Regions from separate parts of the Homo sapiens genome. Here region 1 is linked to region 2. A link is a loop called in an ENCODE intact Hi-C map of the cell type or tissue named here. Cell type or tissue: IMR-90. All regions are shown on one strand. Links, peaks and the distances in the headings refer to the core of each region. The heading gives the core; the rest is flanking DNA.

Evidence for each region. Peaks named below come from ENCODE experiments on the same cell type or tissue, not always from the same donor. Only the 100,000 strongest peaks of a DNase experiment are listed, where the experiment ranks them.
Region 1: it touches region 2 in a loop (2.4-fold over the local background); 2 of 110 quality-filtered maps call a loop at or near these places.

The regions. Positions count from the first base shown.
Region 1 is chr6:44,801,498-44,809,273 of GRCh38, reverse strand. All of the region lies in intron 2 of LOC101929770 (a long non-coding RNA gene), which reads right to left. It also overlaps a transcript of SUPT3H not described here. Among named protein-coding and RNA genes, the nearest start is that of MIR4642, 370 kb to the right of the region's middle. In IMR-90, for the core only: no CTCF peak of the experiment used is centred there; a DNase peak (open chromatin) is centred at 3,783.
Region 2 is chr6:44,652,058-44,659,833 of GRCh38, reverse strand. No RefSeq gene overlaps it. Among named protein-coding and RNA genes, the nearest start is that of MIR4642, 220 kb to the right of the region's middle. RefSeq lists an enhancer at 7,427-7,776. In IMR-90, for the core only: a CTCF peak has its summit at 4,149 (motif pointing left); no DNase peak of the experiment used is centred there.

The sequences.
Region 1 (7,776 bases), core at 1,208-6,207, 150 kb before region 2:
GGTAGGAATAGTTTTAAGCGGGGTATCACACAGTGCCTTACAGTGGAGAATATCAAAGCGTTTTCAGCTCTTCAATCTTCGTATGCATGACATGGGTGAACACAAGACTAATAAACAACTTGATTTCCTTAGGAGATTCTCAGTGCTCTATCTGTTTTTTAAGTAAGAAGATTGAGTTTCATGTATATTGAGTGACTAAAGTGTAAGCTTAGAAATATTTTATGTCTCCATCATAGTTTATTCTGTTCAGCATAAATCATCAGAGCCAACCATAACTTAACCATTTACTAGAGCTTTTTCAGAGTCAGTTGTATTACAAGCATGTCAGACACACCTTCCTACAAGTCCCTCAAGGTCAATAGTTGAGAAATTCTGCGTTTTCCTTCCCTTCCCCACTCAACACTTATGGAAATATATGCTAATTGGAACAGAAGCTGCCTACCAAACTAACAGGGTTAGACCACTCTTAACACAAGATTAATGAGAAAGAAGTTTAAGGAAAAAATAACATTTCTCAAGCAGTAAGAAAGTACATGCCAAGTAAAAGCCAACAGTCTGCATCAGTCGGATACCAAACTCTGCTTTCCCTTGACTTTACTTAAAGGAGTTAAAGACAGGGAATCCTGTATGTCCAGCCTTGCTCCAGTCACTGTTGCCAGCCCTTTGGCTCAGTGTGGCTGGCTTCTCACCTTCCTTGGGGCCTCAGCTCAGCAGCCACCATTGTAGAAAACAAGACCACAGACTCAAGGGTTAGAATGAGACTCTATACATTGTTTACTAAGGTGACATGCCAGAAGGAATGATGAGGCACAGACATACTGCATGTGGCCCGCTGCATTCATGACAGGCCTTTGTAGGTGTGTGATTTATATTCATAAAGGGGGGTTCGGAGACAATGGATGTTTAAAGTCACTGATATTGGCAAGAAATTAAGTTTGTGAATCACTCTGCGCCGTTGATGAATGACTGAACTGTGAGTTAGCAGACATCAAGAGCTGTCAGTTAGGAGTGATACTAATGTTCTTTTGAAATAGGTTTAGACAACAGTATTTGCTTAGAAGGAGAAAAGCCTAAAGATCTTATCAATTTGCAGAAACTGTAATTGGCATACTACGTGACATATTTACATTATTTGGCAAGGGCCGGTGAGGGCGGGGGGTGATTTCTCTTAGAATTCCAACCCTTTCAGGATCCAAAGGCAGCCTTCACCTGTGGCACATGCTTAGCTCTTTATAAGCACCCTAAATTTTTCCAAATAAATTTTACACATTTAAAAAGTGATGATCTTTCACACCTAGTGCCCAGATCTTAGTTTCTAAATATCATTCCCCACTGGTATTCAGGGTTCCTTGGAGAAATGCCTGATCCCAGAACCAGGGCAGGGAAAGATGCCTGGAAAAATGAGCCTTGAATATTTTATTGCATAAGAAAATAAGGAACTGGTCAAAGAACCATGGGGAGAGGTCAAAAATGGAGCTGGAAGAGGCTCTTACTGGCCAAATCTGGGACAATTTGAGCATCAAAATAAATGATAGTACTAGTTTGTCACCCATCGAATAAATATTCATGAGTCCATGCAGTATAAATAAGTAAACAGAGGAGAAAGTGAAAAGTCTTCTTTGCAGAAGAATGCCAACTAATAAATAAGAAGGAATAGTAGCATTAAAAGATCATCCATGGTAGAGGAAGACTGATAAGAAGTGGTTTATGTAGTCTCAGATTGTCTCCCCACAAATTACTGATTAATTAAAAAGGAAAAAATAGTAAAAAAGAAATCAGATGTTCTTTAAATTATTTATTGTAAGTACTGTTAATTAAAATGTTATGTTTGTGTTCAAAAATAGATAAGTACTCTTGCTTAAATTTTGTGTTTCTGCAGGCCATGCCACTAAATAAGAAATGCAAACAGGGAGAAATTCATTTATAATAGTTGAAAGAGTATCTCCAATGATGGCAAATCCTTTGATAAAATATATTTTGGTCAAATGCCTAAGACAGCTCCTTTTGTTCAGCCTCAATCTGGAAATTGTTCTTCCCTCCAAAAGCCAGAACAGGCTGACACTGTAGCACATCAGAGGCATATGGGAGCTCTCTGCTCCAAGCACTGCAATTTAAGGGAGATGGGGAGCTACAACATCATGTGGGCAAAGAGGTGGCCATTCTAGGATGGCACTGGAACTCCGTCTGTCCCTTGCCTAGTGAGGACCCTGGCCTTTATTTCCCCCTTTTGTTGTCTATATAAAACCAGAAACACTGTTTTCAGTTCCTGTGATGGTTAGGTATCTGAAGCAGGCAGGACACCAACGTCCAGACAGGGCAGACTGGGTAAACAGGACTCACAGATAATGCTGGCTCAGCTGGGCGCCCAGCCACCTGGTTATGTGATGAACTGCACTAGCATTCCAGGGAGACCGGGCAGGCACCTCGAAGACTACATTCAGACGCTAAAGTGCACACCCACAAAACAGCCATCTCAGACTTCTAATCTTACTTTATGACCAAACTGTAATTACATTACACCAATTACTTGAATATTACATTTTTATTACTGTTATGTCATTATGTCTACTAGGAAAAAAATATGCCTACTTTAACCAATAAAATTCTTAATGACTCATGTAAGCTGTGTCTACATGAAACCCCTGACTTAAACATTTTGGTCAAAATAATTTTTAGAGCCTGGGAGAAAAAGAGAGTTAATCTCCATCTATGTGATTACCCCCAAAGCAAGAAAACTTCCATTTGTAGATGTACGGCTAGAAGTTAAAAAAGTTCCAGCCAAAGCTAATCAGAAAGTTACGATGACTATATTTAAGAGCTATATTTATACAGCCATCAATTCTGTATCGTCTGTTGATCAGTTACAACTATTAATAAAAAAGGAGAGCTGGGAACTCAGGAAACATCCATGTAGCCATCCTCCAAATGCATGGAGGCACGTTTACATTTCCAAAATGTCAAGTAGGCCCAGCTGTAAAAAGATTCTTTAAAGGCCATCTAGGCCAGTTTTTTTGGGAGCCAGTGATTTAATTGGGACTCACTAGGGACAGTCCCCCAAATAAAGTTATTAATGTGTAGAACTTCTGTTTTAAAATCATTATAATTACATTTTACTTCATTTACCTCTTTTAAGGTAGCATCTCATTTTCTGTAGGCCAGTGACCTGTAGAGCTTATCTCACTGAGAAATTCCAGGCAGTCAGACTCGGTGCATTTTCTCAGCAGAGGGACCTCTGACCTTAACCACCTCTCAGCTCGCCCCAAACCTATGTGTCCCTTTCCCAAGCCATGCAGACTCAGACAAGCATAGGACGCTACCTGTCTCCAAAATAATTCTCTACTTCGGGAGCCAGAATTCAGACCCTTGAATTTTGAGAATTTACCATATGCACTTAAGTGAGTCAGAATATCCAAATTTAATCACTGTTGAAAACTTTTTTCACAAACATTTTACATATGCCTTTTCCTCCCAATTTTTTATGCATTAAACACTTTCCTACAAGAAGATGAAGTGGGAACAGGTTTTTCTTCCCCAGGCTTGGTATTTGCTTTATTTAAAAAAAAAAATCCTTTTGACAATATATGTACTCTGTATTACTGTGTAAAATCTCATGCCTAATTCTTAAGTTATGTGCATCTGCTGGACATAAACACTGTTAAACATTCATGACTGCCTACAAATGTGAAAAGTATTACCAGGTCTATTTTTAACATTATTTTGGCAAGACTGTTGCTGTGGAAAAAAAAAATCCTATAGAATCTTAATGAGAAAACTGAATGATTCTTTGAAATGTGGTTGTGATTCCCTAACTTATTAAGTGATGATGTCACTGATGCCGAGAAGCAAGAAACAGTGGACTCACTCACTTGCCAGCATGCTCTGGAGATACACCAGAAGGGAAATAAAACTCATCTTGAGTACGGTTTGCGCTGAGCTGCACCTTCCCCCACAGCTCGGAAGGTCACACGTGTCCCTGCACAGGACGTGTCTCACACACTTGGTCTGTCATTTCTGTGAACCTACGTCATAGAGGGTGCACTGATTGCTTTTGTTTTTATGGAACTTGATCTGTTTGCTGGCCTTTTTTCTGTTTATTACCCACATTTGTCTTACAGAAAAGAACCACCTTGTTTCACCTGTTGGAGAAAGACGGGGGTGTCCTCCAGCTCACCTGAGTCCCCTCAGTCACTTAATCAGCAAGTGGCAAGAAGTTCAAAGAAGTCTGTCAGGACAGGAGCACAGGTCTAATGAAGGAGGTTGTTCCTCATGCCTTCTTACTCCTCAACTCCCTTCAGACTTCCTGGCCACTCGACTTGAATCCCACTTGTCCTAAGTGGGCACAGGCCCTGTAAGAGCAAGGTGTGAGGCTGTTTGGTTCTAGGCAGCAGCAAACAGGACCTGGCAGAGTTTTACAGACTGTGCCCTACACAAAGAAACCAGGCCAGGAAGGCATTGATGGAGACTAACTTTCATTTTGGCCTTCACTTGCCAAGCCTTGCATCCTGGCACAGGAGTTGTGTCAGCCAGGAGCAAGGTCCACTCAGAGGGAGCGTTGTTTTATCATTCCCCTACCTAGAGGAGGCACTTTTTCGTAATTCTTCTGCCTCATGAGGATCCATTTGGCTTGTTTGTACAAAGTCACTGTGTGTGCTTGCAGAAGCCCTGGGGCTGGCCCTGGAGGAATCAGGACTTGCCATACTGAAGGGGCAGATTCTGCACCTTAAATGCTGGCTGGGTCAGCAGTGAATATAAATGAGGTCATTGCTTCTATGGAAAAAGTGCTACAGAATAAGGTCTTTCATCCTAGACAGCAAGTCTGGAACCTTTCAGAGTTCCAGAATCAGCCACAGCTGATTGAAAATTGAGGAACGATTTTCAGCCAGAAACCTGCAGAACCCGTATCTAGAGAGAGAGCTATGTGTTCCATCCAAAGTAGGGGCTGGTTTAGTTCTGCACTGGAGGAAATGCAGCCTGAGGGTGGCCTAGCTGGTCTTAAATCTGCATAAAATCATGGAATCACTGAAGTTTAGAGCAGAAAGAAGTCTTGGGTCCTCTAAGATCCATTCACAACTTTCCGAGATGAGCACAGGAACATGAAGTGCTGGTCCCCACCACCCTCAAAGGTGGTATCTTCTCAGCCAAGGGAGCCTGCCGCTCCCTCCACATCCATTCTTCTCCCATCCTGATGGCTCTAGATATTTTGTGGCGAGTATTCTGATTTCTGGGCATGGACCCACTGGTGCTCCACTTTCTTCCACAAGTTCTTTGTGAAATACCTACCTGCCACTGATCACTCAGTGACGTCTACCATTTGCACAGAATGACCAGTGGCTCAGATGCTCTTCACTGGTCATCCATGATTGCCACAGACTTCCAGAGGAACTCAGGGCCATGAACCTGCAGTCTTAGTCCAGTCCCTGCCCCAGTCCACTGGAATGATGCAAGGACCCATCCTGTCACCCCCTCCACCACTGCCAGGACACTCTTGTTTCCTACCCCTTTATCCTCTGGCTATGATGCAGCTTCACCTTGTTGGGGGAGGTCCCCAGGAGCCAGCCTCCTGACCACTGCCTCTGCAGAGACTCCTGCCATGCCCCACTCAGCAGTGCAGACTTGTGCATGGACACCCCACACCAGAGCTCTGTTTATCACACACTCGGGACAGCAATTTGGACTAGAGCTCGTCCTACACTCCCTTTATCTACCCTAACTCCAGAAGCATACATTTTTTGACTACTTCGTCCCACCCAGCAGCCTCCACTGAAGTCCCAGCATGTCTCAGAGCTGAGGCTATGCTGGAGATGACACATGACATTTCAGTCCATTCTTGGAAGTTTCTTTGTCTTTGCAAGAAGGATGTTAATTTCGCAGGTTAATTTGGTAAACCTGTAAGTCAAGAAGGGGGACTTTGACTTCAAATTATTACATTTACAATGCTGCGTATTATTTTAGCAGGTTCCACAGAGATACTTCACTCATTGTTACAATTGTGTTTTTATAAACTTCAAAGAAACATGGACTTTCCTTTCAGAAACTGCCTCACACAGACTCATATTACATTGTTCTGAACCCCAAGTCTACCTAAGACATGACCAAGACATCATTTGATGTGCCATCCCATCCTCCTGCCGGAGAGTGTGACCCAAGGAAGAGACCCTCAGGGCTGGTGGCCATATTGCCCCTCTCTGTGATGGACTGCATGTGCCACTGCCATTACTTATACTGACTTTGCCCTTAACTATTAGTTCTGATTGATTAATTTTTGGCAAAATACTCCACAAGGTCCATATCAGTTAGCTATTGCCACCTAACAAAATCCTAGAACTCAGTAGCTTAAACCAACATGCATTTATTATTGTGGATGAGTCCAGAGATCTTCTGGTCTCAGGTGACTTACTCGTGCATCTGCATCTGCGTTCTGTGTGTTGGTTGGCAGCTCTGCTGATCCTGGCTGGACACTATCATCTGTTTAGGGGTCAGGTGACTGCGTCTGGCATAGGATGGCTGTGGCTAAGACAAGTGGGCTCTTCTCCATGTAGTCTTACCCTTCTGGCCCTGGGTGGTTCATATAGAGGCAGCAGGATTCCATGAGAGGGTCTCTTGAGCCCTAGGCTCAGAACTGGTACAATGTCAACGTCACTTCTGCCACATTCAAGGCCAAAATATACCACAAGCCCTGCCTACATTCACGGGGTGGGAAAGTAGGCTCTACCTCTTTCTGAGAGGAACTGCAAAGTGACACTGCAAAGGGCACAGCAATAGGGAAGGGTGGTGAAGTGTGGATATTTTTGCAATCGATCTACCAACTCTCTACTAATAGCTTTTATTGGCCAGGTGCAGGCTCACACCTATAATCCCAGCACTCTGGGAGGCCGAGCTGGGAGGATCACTTGAGGCCAGAAGTTCAAGACAAGCCTAGGCAACATAGTGAGACCCTGTCTCTATATATAAAAAAAAAAAAATTCTAAAAATTAGCTGGTGCAGTGGTGTGCACCTCTGGTCCCAGCTACTTGGTAGGCTGAGACAGGAGGATCACTTGAGCTCAGGAGTTAGAGGTTGCACTTAGCCATGATCACAGCACTGCACTCCAGCCTGGGTGACAGAGCAAGACCCTGTCTCTATTAAAAAGAAAAAAAACTTTTATTTTTCTCATTCTACATGTAAGTAATTAAATGTCTTTATAATTATAAAGCGCTTTCTCTTATGTGATCTTGCATAATATATCCAACGCATGCACTTCCCAGATGACGAAACTAGAGACTCTAAGAGGTTAAGCTGCTTGCCAAGAGCTAGTAAGTGGCAGTATCAGGACTAGAATCCTGATAGAATCCTAGGACTAGAAGACTAGAATCCAGGTCTTCTGATACAAAGTTCAGAATCATTTCGAAAATTTCACACTCATGATCCCCTTTGGGGTAATGGTGTTCCCTTAAAATAGCTTCCTCCAAAGGAAGGAATAATTTGTGGCCATAGGATGGGAGCAGGGGTGGGGCTATACAATCCATATGGAGCCTGACCCCATCTCGGTCTCCTTGTCTCCCTAGCACGGTGTTGTAATCCTCTAAGCCAAATAATCCTAGCAAGATGCTGTACCCTACACACCCTCAGACACTTCATTCCAGACTATGGTTTTGTGAGATTTCATGCTGCTTTAATTATCTTATTCCTTGTTAACTCTGGGTCTCCCTGCCAGCCTGCCTTAGAACTTTTGTCTCTTTCCACTGTCACACTTTGTCTCAAGCTACATATCCCAGCCTCAGACCTACTGCCTGCACT
Region 2 (7,776 bases), core at 1,530-6,529:
TCTGGAAGAAGTTTGCTGGTGTGTGAGCATTTTATCCATTTCCCCACACAGACTGAATTTAGCACAGAGGGTGGAAATGAAAGGATCGGGGAGTCCCTGATCTTAGCTGCATAAACTGTAAGAATTCTGTTTTCAAAGTGGCTACCCCAAAACTTTACGCCAGAAATAGAGCTGACCAAGGCAGAATCTGCAGGTGAAGAAGTCTGTTTTAGCTGTGTGTGTAGTGAGATAATGTAAGACCGTATAATGGTAAAAGGCACTGTTCAATATGTGTACAGGGAAATATACTTTTATCTGTTATTGATTTCTAAAGAGGAGTAATTTGAGAATGTGCCTCAGCCTAACTGTAGAGGGATGGATTGGAAGCCTATTTCATGTCTCTCCTGGGTCTGACCACAGGTCAGTCGGACAACAGACTGAAGGCATGTCCTCTCTCCACAGTGGCCAGGCTTTGGCTCAAGGTGGAATACAGTCCCTGGACTGGGAGCCCAAGACCAATTACCCAATCGGTCAGACCTTGCCGCCACTGTGTGCCCAGTTTTCTGTCCCTTTGCATGATACAGATTACAAAGGATGGCAGTCAGGTGGGATTTGAGGTGTGCCCTTGTGGCAGAGGAAGCAGCTATTTGTCTGTTTAGGGTCCAAAATGGGGGCTGGGGGAGCTGGAGGGGGGCAGATGACTCTGAAGCTTAGAAACTCATCTGGTCTTTTCTGACTCTGTTACTTTTTATCCATAAATGTCCCCTAAGAGAACACAGAAAGGAGATTTGATTCTATTCTGCTTGCCCTCACCATGCTTCAAATCACAGTAGTCCGAACCAATGAAACTCCCAGAAGACATCTAGCCCAACACCGCCCCATGTCCCCATTTCTTCTATTTTGATGTTTTTAATCAGCAATTGTCTGAGAAGTCCACTTGACAGGTTTGTTGGAATTGTGTCAATTAAAAATAAACAGCTTGGAAGTGGAAACTACCCAAAATATCTATGAACAGTCCAATGGATATATAAATTGTGGTGTCATCAGATGTTGGAATACTATACAGCAATGGAAAATGAGCAAACTGCAATCAGACATAATGGTAGGAAAGAAGGTAAAAGTAATCCATGATACAGAAGTTAGGAGAGTGGTTCTCTGGGGGAAATAGGGCTAGGAGGTAGTATGGTGGAGTTTCTGGGTGCATGTAATGCTCTATTTCTTGATTTAGGCAGTAGTTACTTGGATGTGTTCTGTTTACAGAAATTTGTCCAACTGTAGTGTTTGTGTACTTTATACATATTATATACCAATAAAAGAGTTAAAAATCTATATTTTACTTATGTCTTGTATGATTCCATTTGTATGAAATATCCAGAAGAGGTAAATTCATAGAGACAGAAATAGACTGGCAGTTGCCAGGGGCTGGGTGGACAGGAGAAAGGAGAGTGACTGCTTAAGGAGTACAAGGTTTCCTTTTGGGTAGAACTAGGTAGAGGTGATGGTTACATGACATTATGAGTGCACTAAATGCCATTGAATTGTTCACTTTAAATTAGTTAATGGTCAATTTTATGCTATGTGAATTGTACCTCAAAAAAAAATTCTATCTAGGATGGTCACCTTTTAAGGGCCATCTTTTTTTTTTTTTTTTTTTTTTTTTTTTTTTGCTTTTTGAGACAGAATCTTACTCTGTCACCCAGGCTGGAGTGCAGTGGCACAATCACAGCTCACTGCAACTTCCACCTCCCAGGCTCAAGTGATCCTCCCACCTAAACCTCCCGAGTAGCTGGGACTGTAGGCACACACCACCATGTCCAGCTAATTTTTGTATTTTTTGTAGAGATGGGGTTTTGCCATGTTGCCCAGGCTGGTCTCAAACCCCTGAGCTCAAGCAATCACCTGCCTTGGCCTCCCAGAGTGCCGGGATCACAGGCATGAGCCACTGTGCCCAGCCTAAGAGCCATCTTTGTTGCTGTGATTCCTGTAGCTCAACAGCTTTGCCCTCCCTCACTCTTGCCATGGCTGCAGACAGCTGAGGTTGAGGGGCTCTGGTCTGAGTCCAGATAACTGGGGAGTTCCAGGATAATGCCCAGGGAGCTGTTACAGGGAAGTAGACTTAGACTTTTAAGCAGCCCACAACACCTCCTAGAGGTCCTTGGGCGACGGAGCCTGGGCTTGTGGAGTGCCAAGCTTTATCCGACTGCCATGTCAACACCACTCCAGAGTCAAAGACTTCCCAGGCCTTCAGCCCCATCCTCATCCCTGCCCTAGGCAAAGTTGGGTCTGGAACGTTTCCCCTCAGCCTTGGGAGGAAACTCACATTCGAAGCAGTGTGTGAGCCCTGGCTGGCGAGCGATGGCCACTCACACTGTTATCCCTTTCTCAGCAATAATGTTTAGGTTCAGGAAAGAGTTCCAAGATATATATAATTCCTCATGCTGAGTAAGGGCTTCAGCCTGACTCCACAGCTGCCCCGGCTACTGCTCTCTCCAGGAATGTTATTACACCAGCACTGGCCCGGTGCTAGAGATGGGGTCTCTCAATGTTCTCATTATGTGCTCCGTATTTTTCAGGTCATGTAATTCAGCTGTAAAAATTTGCCCCTGGCTGCACCTGGCATAGGAGTGGCACAGAGGGGTGAGTTTATTTTTTTAAGGTACTGTTAAAAATAAATTTAATAAGGGAAAGAGAGAGGAAAAGAGAGAGCAAGAGACTAAGACTGTGTTTAATTTGAACTATGAAGGAGAAGATATGAACCGAAGGTCTGAGATCCTGGTGCTTTGGCTGTATGTGTGTCTGTGTGTGTGTGTGTGTGTGTGTGTACGCACGGGAGACTACATGTTTCTCCTGTGTAACTTAAAGCCAGCTTTGTTTATTTAACTGAGATTTTCCAGATCGTTAGTTTGTGATGTGGCTTAGTTTATACTGTGCAATATCCCATTTTAAATACACTCAGGTACATAAGTGAAATGCAACGGAGCTACTTCAATTAGCAAGAGCATGGGCAGCAATTAAGTTTAAATGAACATTTTCATGAGTCTTTTCTTCCCCTTCCTTCTCTTAGCCATGTAATTAATGAGCCTCTGAATGAACCTACTCTCTGTCTATGGGCGTAGAAGATTTTGGCTCTGGAATCCAGGACATATAAATGGAGAGGAACGCAAAGGCCTCCAGGCTGCAAGCTGAGGGGGCAGGTGGCTGCCTTTCCATGTTGCTCTGCGTGGGTAGAAGGAGCCTCTCCCCTTCCAACAGCCTCACCTTAGGAATATAGGATAGGCCATGGGTGACCTTAGTATGTAAACCAAACCCCAGCACTTTTAGAGTTCTGTCCCACTTCTGGCTGAGAGAAGCTGTTTGGGAGATGCCACATTGAATATTGGGCTTTCCAGACTATTTTCAATGACTTATAAGAAAAACTGGGATGTATGAAATTGGCAAGTCCTGGAAAGACTGAGATGGTCCCGGTAATTAGGAGGTGGGGCAGACAAAGGTAGGAGACTGCTACATCAAGTCGTCCCTTTTTCTGCTTGAGCTATGTCACCAGGGTTTTGGGCATGTCTGTGTCACCTGGAATCCAAGTGTGATTGTTTTCATCCAGACATTCTACCAAGTGGAAACCAAGAGTGGAGGCTCAGTCCACAGTAAGAGAAGGCACAGGGCCCTGGACAGAAGGGCCTGGCTTCCAGGGGGATGGGGATCCCCAACGCGGGAGACTCCTTTCCCCTGTGACCAGAAGCTGGGGTCTAAGGACTCCTCCTGCTCAACCACATCCACTGGTCGGGGTCCACCCAGGCCAAGCACAGAGCTGCGGAGGGGCTGAGGTGGCCTCTGCCGGGGAATGGAAAACGGCTCTCTTGGAGGAACTGAAGGAACCCCCACTTCCGTCTTCTGTCCCTGGTGCCTGCATGGCAGGACCCTGGGACCATGAGCTCACAACTCCTCCCCGGGTCACTGTGGTGGACATCAGGATCACCCCTCGGTGCTCAGTGTTTGGATAGGGCACCCTCACGTAGCATCTCCCCCACAGGCCACCCAACCATAGCTAGGACACCTCTCTTTGGCTGGCCATCACCTCCACCCACTCTATTTGACAGTCGGTGGACGCTGTGCCCCCTCAGAAATCAGACCGAGGGGAGCTCAGCGTTCGGCCAGACTCGGGCGCCACCTGGTGTCTGCGGGCGTCCCTGCGGGTAGACTCGAGCCCCAGTTGTTTGCTTCTTTGTTGTTCCTGCTTCTTTTAGACCCAGAAAGGCTCTGTCGCAAGAGGTGGGGTCTGTCTCAATTACAGCGGCTGAGCAGGCACGGGTTGCCTGGGGACATTCCTTGATATTCATGTCACAGGACATGCTGTGCTCTGCACGGGTTTTCACACCTCACCATGAGGTTCTCAGGCCCTCAGTCAGGATTTCAGGGGTTTGTTTTGTTTTTTTAGGTAGGTAGGTAGGTAGATAAGGTAGATAAGAGTTTTGGGGGAAATGGGTTGTTTAGGAGTGAGGCTGGGTTTCTGTCTTATCTCAGCCACTTACCAGCTGTGGGATCATGGGAAAATTACTTTAATCTCTCTGAATTTCAGTTTCTTTATCTGTAAAATAGGAATAACAACACCCACTTCAGAGGGTTATATGAGACTTAAAATAAGTCCTGCCAAGTTCTTGACAACTGAAGGTGTTCAATAAATGTTAGTTCCTTCTTTCCTTAGCAAAGACAGTCATAGATAATAATATAGGTAGTAATTAAAGTTAGTGACACAATGAGAGTAATACTAATTTTTTCTTCCTTCCTCTTCCTTTGTTTTTCTTTCTTCCTTCCTTCCTTCCATCCCTCCCTCCCTTCCTTCCTTCCCTTACTTTCTTTCTTTTTTCTTCTTCTTCTTTTTCTTTCTTTCTTTTTTTTTTTTTTTTTTTTTTTTTTTTTTTTTTTTTTGAGGCAGGATCTTGCTGTGTCACCCAGGCTGGAGTGCAGTGGTGCAGTCTCGGCTCACGACAACCTCTGCCTCCCAGGCTCAAGTGCTTCTCCTGCGTCATCCTCCCACAGGTGCATGCCACCAGGGGTTCACCATGTTGCCCAGGCTGGTCTCGAACTCCTGCGCTCAAGTAATCCTGTCCGCCTCGGCCTCTGAAAGTGCTAGGATTATAGGTGTGAGCCACCGCACCTGGCCAGAGTGATACCAATTTTCTTCGTGTGTGCAGTGACAGGCAGAGCAGCGGCAGGGAGGAGCTCTTCATTCATACTTTCCTCCAGGCCCCTCCAGCGTTTTTCATGGCTGAGAAAGGGAGTCTGGGCTCTGTGTGGGGAGCCTGACTATAACTTCATTGAAGAGGCTAGTGGCACATTTCCATTCCAAACTGTATACAAAACTGGCTAATAAATAATCACTGTTGATCAAGCTTTGGAAAGTCCTCATCATCATTTACTGAGCACCTACTATGGGGAAGCCACATTTAAGTATTTTACCAATAGGGCCCCATTAACTCTTGTAGCTGCCACTCAGGGTCAGTTTTATTATCCCTATTACCTAGATGAGGAAACTGGGGCTCAGGGTGTCTCAAGTCACATATCTAGGAAGCAGTGAGGTTCACACAGTTCCAAATCCAGTTTGCCCTCTTCCTGCTTCTTGCAACTGCCCCTCAGAGCTGAGGCATTCTCTTAGGGGTCTTCTTCTGAAAGAACAGCCTGTCCCCGAACCAACCAGAAACAGCTTTCTCCACCAGCCACAGCCCCGGCATAAATCAAGTCTAGGTTCCTGCCCATGGGTCATTGGTCGGGCTCCCAGCTGTCTTCCGGATAGTTCCTGGCGTGTGGCTATATTAAGAATGTGAACCGTAACATTAACACTTAAAAAAAAAATTCAAAGAGAGAAAGAAAGAAAGGAAGAAATACCCCTAAAGAGACTCACATCAGGTCTAGCCAAGAGTCATAAATCAATGTCGGTAAATTTATAAACAGTTCATAAATGTAAGTGCTTTTCACAGGGCTGTTTGTTATTGTGTCGGGCTGAGCTGGGGGTGGGGCTGGGGGTGCAGAGAGGCACTGCATCCATTCTGTCTCCGGGTGAGGAGCAGCTCAGATGGCCCCGGTAGCAGAAGGAACAGGGATGGGACCAGTCCTGGTTGAATACTCACATCCAGGTGGCCACAGCATGACATAGGCTTGAGTGAACTGAGAGAACCAGCCTGGATGGCAGGTGAGCTGAGCCCTGAACCTGAACTGAGATTTTGAAGACATTTACAAAAAAAAAACCCCATCATAACAACTGTGTGGGTTTTTTGTTGTTGTTGTTTGTTTCCCAGATTCCCTTTTTTGCTTTTCTAAGTATTCTGCTCCTTGAAGCTCTGGAGGGTGCAGGACTGAGATGAGTAGCCAAAGGGGAATCCTATAGAATAGAGAAAAGAATTTTACACACACAGTCCCCACCCCACCTGCACACTTAATGGCACCCCCACCTCATCTCCACTCAGCCAGTTCCAGGACCCAAAGTCCAGTGACACCAACACCCAGTGACACATACTCTAAAACTGAGGACAGTGACAAGACAGAGAGCCTGGGTTTTGTCAGCAAGAAGGGAAAGTAGCTGGCCCCCGCTGCCATCCTGTCACTGGGTTGCAAAGCAGCAGTATTTGGACCCTGGAAGCTCAGAGGGCAGCTCGTGAAAAGAACTTCTCTCTATTTCTCCATTGAGACTAGGGAACACACACTATCCTCTGCATTATCTTTATGTTTCTCTCTTCTTTAGGTACCCCTTGACTCACACACGTACCACTTCTCCATTAGCCCCAAACCAAGGACGCTGTGCATAGAAACTCTTGCAAATGGATCCTTAGGGTAGAAGACAGGGTGTGGGGTTGCCCCAAGCTTCACCCCAGAAGCTCCAGCTTCTGGAGTTCCAGCTCTGGCCCAGTTCAGATGCCCTGTGGCATGTTCACCTCGACATGTCCCACCAGGTAGCTGGTTGGTAAGGGTGGAGTGAGAGTAGGTATCACCCCCTAGCCTTGGCTGCCCCCTTCCAAGCCCCAGCCCCCTTTGCTGTTGTTTGAGAGGATGTGGAGGCTAAGTGAAAGCTAGGCCAAGTTGTGACTTTGCTATTATACTTCACAGAGTCAAGGTCCATTCATCCCTCTGGAATGGCACATAATGAAAGCAGATTCTTAGAACTGATGCCTTCTGAGAGCTTCTCCTTCCCCAATTCTGAGACACACACATTTTTATGTGTGATTATAATTCTGCACACAAAGCAGCTCTTAAGACTTTTTTAAAAAAATGCATTTGCCCATTTATTGTAACAGCTGTTCCATTATTCTATAACCTTGTCCCCCCATTTCTGAGAGACCCCGGTCACTGCACCCTCTTCAAGAGGCTGCCGGGTTTGACAGAGTCGCCTTGCGCAGGCCCATGAAAAATTCCTTAACCAACTGCACCTTTCCAGGCCGGCACTAAACAGGGATTTCATTTATTTGAAAAGTAGGTATTAAATATGTCAGATATAGGAAGTTAAATGTAATGGGCCCAATTCCACACTCGGTTCCATATGCGTAAATCCCACTGATGGAGAACAGAGTGCGGCTCAAGCAGCAAAAATGAGGTCCCAAGTCTGTGGGAGGAAATTGCAGCCTTGATGGATCTTAGCTGACATTCTAATGGACATCAAACCAAGACTGTTAAAACTGGAAGGCGCCCTGAAGTTCTGGGGTTTTATCTTTTTATTTCTAAGTTTTAGGAGTTGTCGCATTCCTCTGCTTCTTTCTTTGTTTTGTTTGTTTGTTTGTTTTTTCCTAACTCCCAGTAAACATTTACCATTTC